Regions from separate parts of the Homo sapiens genome. Here region 1 is linked to region 2. A link is an interaction called in ENCODE POLR2A ChIA-PET data of the cell type or tissue named here. Cell type or tissue: endothelial cell of umbilical vein. All regions are shown on one strand. Links, peaks and the distances in the headings refer to the core of each region. The heading gives the core; the rest is flanking DNA. Region 1 overlaps LOC105371901 (a long non-coding RNA gene). Region 2 has its middle 85 kb from the start of SNHG20.

Region 1 (2,811 bases), core at 197-2,696, 130 kb after region 2:
CCAGGCTGAAGTACAGTAGCATGATCACGGCTCACTGCAACCTCCCTCTCCCGGGGTCAAGTGAGCCTCCCAAGCAGCTGGGAATGCAGGCACATGCCATCATGCCCAGCTAATTTTTGTATTTTTGTAAAGACAGGGTCTTGCCATGTTGTCCAAGCTGGTCTTGAATTCCTGGGCTCAAGGGATCCGCCCGCCTCGACTTCCCAAAGTGCTGGGTTTACAGACTGCCTAGCCTGAGATGTGTGAAATGCACTCAGAATAAAGGCCTCATCAAAAGTTCATTTAGTTCAACCCAACAGATATTTAATAGGGTTCTAGAAAATGCCAGGTGCTATTAAAATAGGAGAAAATTAGTGACGATGGTACCCAAGCAACTTACAGTTCAACAGAAGACACAGATCCCATTCTTCTACGGACAGTCTAGTTTTAGCCAACATGCCTTATGATGGAATTGTGAAGTGCATGGGCCAATGGAAAGAGGCATCAGAAAAGCCTTCAGGGAGGAGCTACATTGGGCCGTTGTGGAACCGAATAGGCTGTGTTTCAACTGCTAGGTGTCTGTCCTATAGAGCAGGCTGGCACCTTGTAGGAAAATCTGCTTTTTTGTAGTGGATCTCTCTTTTTTTGAGATGGAGTTTCGCTTTTGTTGCCCAGGCTGGAGTGCAATGGCGCGGTCTTGGCTCACTGCAACCTCTGCCTCCCAGGTTCAAGCGATTCCCCAGCCTCAGCCTCCCAAGTAGCTGGGATGACAGGCACCCACCACCATGCCCAACTAATTTTTGTATTTTTAGTAGAGATGCAGTTTTACCATGTTGGCCAGGCTGGTCTCAAACTCCTGATCTCAGATGATCCACCCGCCTCGACCTCCCAAAGTGCTGGGATTACAGGCGTGAGCCACCACACCCAGCTGTAGTGGGTCTTTCTATACCCCAGTGCTCACTGTGTTCAGAGTAAATTAAGGTGCTCAATAAATGTTTGTTGAATCCACAAAGGAATGAGTAAATAAATGAATAGAGTGGAGATGAATATAAAATCATTCTGGACAAATGAAGTTGGGGACGAGATTTACAGATGATCTTGAATGGTAGGCTTTGAAGTTTAAATTTAATTCTGTAGTCAATGTACTTTTTGCACAAGGGAGTGAGTCTGTATTTTTGGGAGAGAATTCTGCTAGTAGTAGGAAGGGTGTCCTGAAGGAAGGAAGACTCTTAGGTAGATAAACCAACTAGTCATAGGGAGTTTGCCTCTCCAGATTGAAATGAAATATTTTGGAAATATTGAAGGTTGGATGATAACTTTTGCAGATCCAGCTTCTTGGCCCGAAGTTTTCCCAGGTCGGGAATGATGCACTGTGTTAGCTCAAGGCCACTGGATTATTGCCAGGGCTCAATTAGGAAATCGTGCCTGTAGGGTAACCTACATTTTCTGTACTTTTCCAGGCTGGAAACTTTGCCAGATGGCCCATGTCAGGAGTATCAGTCATGCCTTGCAAGGCTGTCTTTAACTCTTTTACCACCAAATGCCAAAGTGGTCTCTTCCTTTATTAGGCCTTTATTCTGCATGGAATTTTTTTTTTTTTTTTTTTGAGCCGGAGTCTGGCTCTGTCACCCAGGCTAGAGTGCAGTGGCACGATCTCACTGCACCCTCCAACTCCTGGGTTCAAGCGATTGTCCTGCCTCAGCCTCCCAAGTAGCTGCGATTACAGGCATGCACCACCACACCCAGCTAATTTTTACATTTTTAGTGGAGACGGGGTTTCACCATGTTTTGGCCAGGCTGGTCTCAAACTCCTGACCTCAGGTGATCCACCCGCCTCTGCCTCCCAAAGTGCTGGGATGACAGGCGTGAGCCACTGCGCCTGGGCAAGTCTGCGTGCATTAAACACAACCCCCCAGCATGGGCTCTGACATGTCTCTGTAACTGACTGAAGTGAAGCACAAATGCCAGGGCGTATAAGGCCACCAGAAAATACGAAGTAAGTGCCCCTGGGTCTCTTGGCACAGCCTAGATAATTAGCTGGCCCTGACTCTCAGCATTGTTTAAAGGCATTATTGAGCATTATCTCTTGTTTCTTTTGCTATGGTAGTGAAGGGGTTGGGCTCTGGAGGCTGAAATTTTAGTTTAAGATTGTCACTTGCCTTCCACTGTCTTTCTTGGAGTGACACTCCCCTAAACTATACCCCAATCCTCCTTTTTTTTTTTTCTTTTTTCTTTTTTTTTGAGACAGAGTCTCACTCTCTCGCCCAGGCTGGAGTGCAGTGGTGCAATCATGACTCACTGCAGCCTCAAACTCCTGAGCCCAAGTGATTCTCCCACTTGAGGATCAGCCTCCCGAGTAGCTGGGACCACAGGTGAGTGCCACTACCCCCAGCTAATTTTTATTTTTACTTTTTGTAGAGACAAGGTCTCACTATGTTCTCCAGGCTGTTCTGGAACTCCTGGGCTCAAGTGATCCTCCTGCCTCACCCTCCCAAAGTGTTGAGATTACAGGCATGAGCCACTGCACCTGGCTGCGGTCCTCTTATGCCACAGGTTCCCATGCTGCTTTTGTTATGGTAGAGAAGAGGTTGAGCTCTGGAGGCCGAAATTTCAGTGACTCCTGATATTTTGCTAAGAGCAATGGAGAAGATATGGCCTGAGGACCCAGCAACGGCCCCCCTACCTCAGGTTAATCCTGCCGGGGGCGGGAATGTGTCCTGCCACGATGCTTCTGCCCACCTGTCGGTGCCTATGCAGGTGTGACCAGGCTGCTGACACTGCGTCCTGAGGTCAGCTCGAGGCGGCCAAGTGGAACGGCAGCTTCAGACTCAG
Region 2 (2,811 bases), core at 56-2,555:
ACACCCCACCCCCTCCAAAACCCAGTATCAGTTATCAGAGATGGGCTAGATCAGTGATGGCAGAAGGGGTGTGAAGTATTGCTCAGATGGATCCCTGCCTGACATTATTAGAAGGAGCAGTGCCCCCCACCCTCATCGGCACACTGGGTTTGGCCTCAGGCTGTTCCCTGAGGCTGGCACAGAACCCTGGGGCAGCCCTGGCCTCGGTGCTTCCTGGGGAGCAGATCCCATTACTAAGGAGACCACCCACACTGTATGTCCTTTGCTTCCAGAATTGCACCCAGGCTGACCCTCCACCCGCAGCAGCATTCTCGCCACCCCCAGGGTCCATAGTTCAGTTACACAAGGAGCTTAGGCTTTATCCTATCCCAAACTGTGCCCTGGCCTGGTTGGCTGCGGAAGAACAAAGACGGGAACGTAATGAGTCACCATGCCATCACTCTCCCGGAGACCTCCCAGGTGGGGGACGCCTGACTTGGGTTCATTCATTCATTCGGCAAATATTTATCAAATGCTTACGATGTATCTCGCCCTATTCGAGGCCCTGGAGACAGAGCAGTGACCAAAGAGATTAATAATCTCTTTTGAGAAGCCGACATCCTAGTGGGAGAAAATAGACAGTAAACCTAGTGAGTGAATCATACAATACAACGGTCCTCAGCCCTGGTGCCCAGCACCCCACTGACGGCAGGCCCTTTCCAGGCAAGCTGCCAAGTGCTGGCCCCTGTAACGTGTTCAGCTGAGGATTCATCCCAGGCCAGGAATATGGGTGCAAGAGAGTGGGGTGTAGGGTCGGGAGATGCACAGAGGAGGGGTGGCTGGTTTCCAAAAATGGCCCCAGCAATATTTCCATGTCTGCATGCTTTTCCTTCAGGAGCTGGTGTCTATTTCCCCTCCCCTTCAACCTGGTTGGGCTGGTGACTGTCTGACGAACCGAATGAGGTTGAAATGATGCTGTGTGACTTCGAGTCTACTTTATGAAAGGCCTTTCACTTGGCTGTCTCTCTCTTTGTGTGTGTGTGTGTGTGTGTGTGTGTCTAATATGTAGCCACTAGCTGCACGTGACCGCCGAGCACTTAAAATGTGGCTAGTGCAACTAAGCAACTGAATTTTTAGTTTTACTTAATTTTAACCCTCCCCTCTCTCCCCTCCCCGCTCCTCTTTCTTTCTTTTTTGAGACCGGGTCTCACTCTGACACCCAGGCCGGAGTGCAGAGGTGCAATCTCGGCTCACTGCAACCTCTGCTTCCTCGGTTCAAGCAATTCCCATGCCTCAACCTCCCAAGTAGCTGGGACTACAGGTGCGTGCCACCACGCCCAGCTAATTTTTTGTTTTTGAGATGGAGTTTTGCTCTTTGTTGCCTAGGCTGGAGTACAGTGGTACAATCTCAACTCACCGCAGCCTCTGTCTCCCAGGTTCAAGCAATTCTCCCGCCTCAGCCTCCCTAGTAGCTGGGCTTACAGGCGCCCGCCAACACGCCCAGCTGATTTTTATATTTTTAGTAGAGACAGGGTTTCGCCATGTTGGCCAAGCTGGTCTCAAACTCCTGGCCTCAAGTGATCCGCCTGCCTCAGCCTCCCGAAGTGCTGAGGTTACTGGTGTGAGCCACTGAGCCCAGCCAATAGTAATACATTTTCACTGAAATTGCAATAGCAACATATGGCACCAGCTCACTCTCTCTTGCCACCCACGTATGGAGTCAACAAGTAAGAGGTGAAACCCTGTCTCTATTAAAAATGCAAAAATTAGCTGGGTGTGGTGGCGGGCACCTGTAATCCCAGCTACTAGGGAGGCTGAGGCAGAAGAATTGCTTGAACCCAGGAGACAGAGGCTGCAGTGAGTTGAGATTGCACCACTGTACTCCAGCCTGGGTGACAGAGCGAGGAAAAAAAAAATCTAAGCTGTTGAAATTTTAAAATATTTTGAGCCCTAAGGGATTGTGATTATAGGACATGAGTCACATAAACAGGCAGCTATAACCTTTGTTTCTCTGATTATAGATGAGCATTTTTCCTCACCTACATTGTTTTGAAAATGTTGTGACTAAAGTGTGGCAGGGAAGACCCCTTCCCTCTTCACTGTTGGTCTTCATCATAGATTAACTTCCCCCTTTCCTTTCTTATGCAAAGACTTCATGACTATCACATTGTCTAAGAACATTAAATAGACTCTTAAATTGGAAAGGAAATAAAAACAAGTTGTACAGAAAATACATTGTGACTGATTAAATTGTTGTAACTAAGCCAGGTGCGGTGGCTCACACCTGTAATCCCAGCACTTTGGGAGGCCGAGGTGGGCGGATCACGAGGTCAGGAGTTCAAGACCGTCCTGGCTAACATGGTGAAACCCCGTCTCTACTAAAAATACAAAGAATTAGCCGGGTGTGGTGGTGGGCGCCTGTAGTCCCAGCTACTCAGGAGGCTGAGGCAGGAGAATTACTTGAACCCAGGAGGTGGAGGTTGCAGTGAGTTGAGATCGTACCATTGCACTCCAGCTTGGGCAACAAGAGCGAAACTCCATCTCAAAAATAAATAAATAAATAAATAAATAAATAAAATAAAAATAAATCGTAACTCATAAACTAGACTATACAAAGTGCTATATTCCTACTAAATTTCTTTGTTTTCTGACTATACAAGCAAGACTTTAACTTTTTTTTTTTTTTTTGAGACAGAGTCTTGCTCTGTTGCCCAGGCTGGAGTGCAGTGGCACAATCACAGCTCACTGCAGCCTTGACTGCCTGGCCTTAAGTGATCTCTCACCTCAGCCTCCCTACTAGCTGGGACCACAGGTGTGCACCACCACACCCGG

What was found. ChIA-PET counts read pairs that join two places held together with the same protein. Peaks named below come from ENCODE experiments on the same cell type or tissue, not always from the same donor. Only the 100,000 strongest peaks of a DNase experiment are listed, where the experiment ranks them.
Region 1: POLR2A ChIA-PET joins it to region 2 with 6 read pairs; 3 of 35 experiments call an interaction of 5 or more read pairs at or near these places.

Annotation. Positions count from the first base shown.
Region 1 is chr17:77,130,661-77,133,471 of GRCh38, forward strand. All of the region lies in intron 2 of LOC105371901 (a long non-coding RNA gene), which reads right to left. It also overlaps a transcript of SEC14L1 not described here. Among named protein-coding and RNA genes, the nearest start is that of SEC14L1, 8.9 kb to the right of the region's middle. RefSeq lists an enhancer at 2,271-2,772. In endothelial cell of umbilical vein, for the core only: no CTCF peak of the experiment used is centred there; a DNase peak (open chromatin) is centred at 1,401.
Region 2 is chr17:77,001,959-77,004,769 of GRCh38, forward strand. No RefSeq gene overlaps it. Among named protein-coding and RNA genes, the nearest start is that of SNHG20, 85 kb to the right of the region's middle. In endothelial cell of umbilical vein, for the core only: no CTCF peak of the experiment used is centred there; no DNase peak of the experiment used is centred there.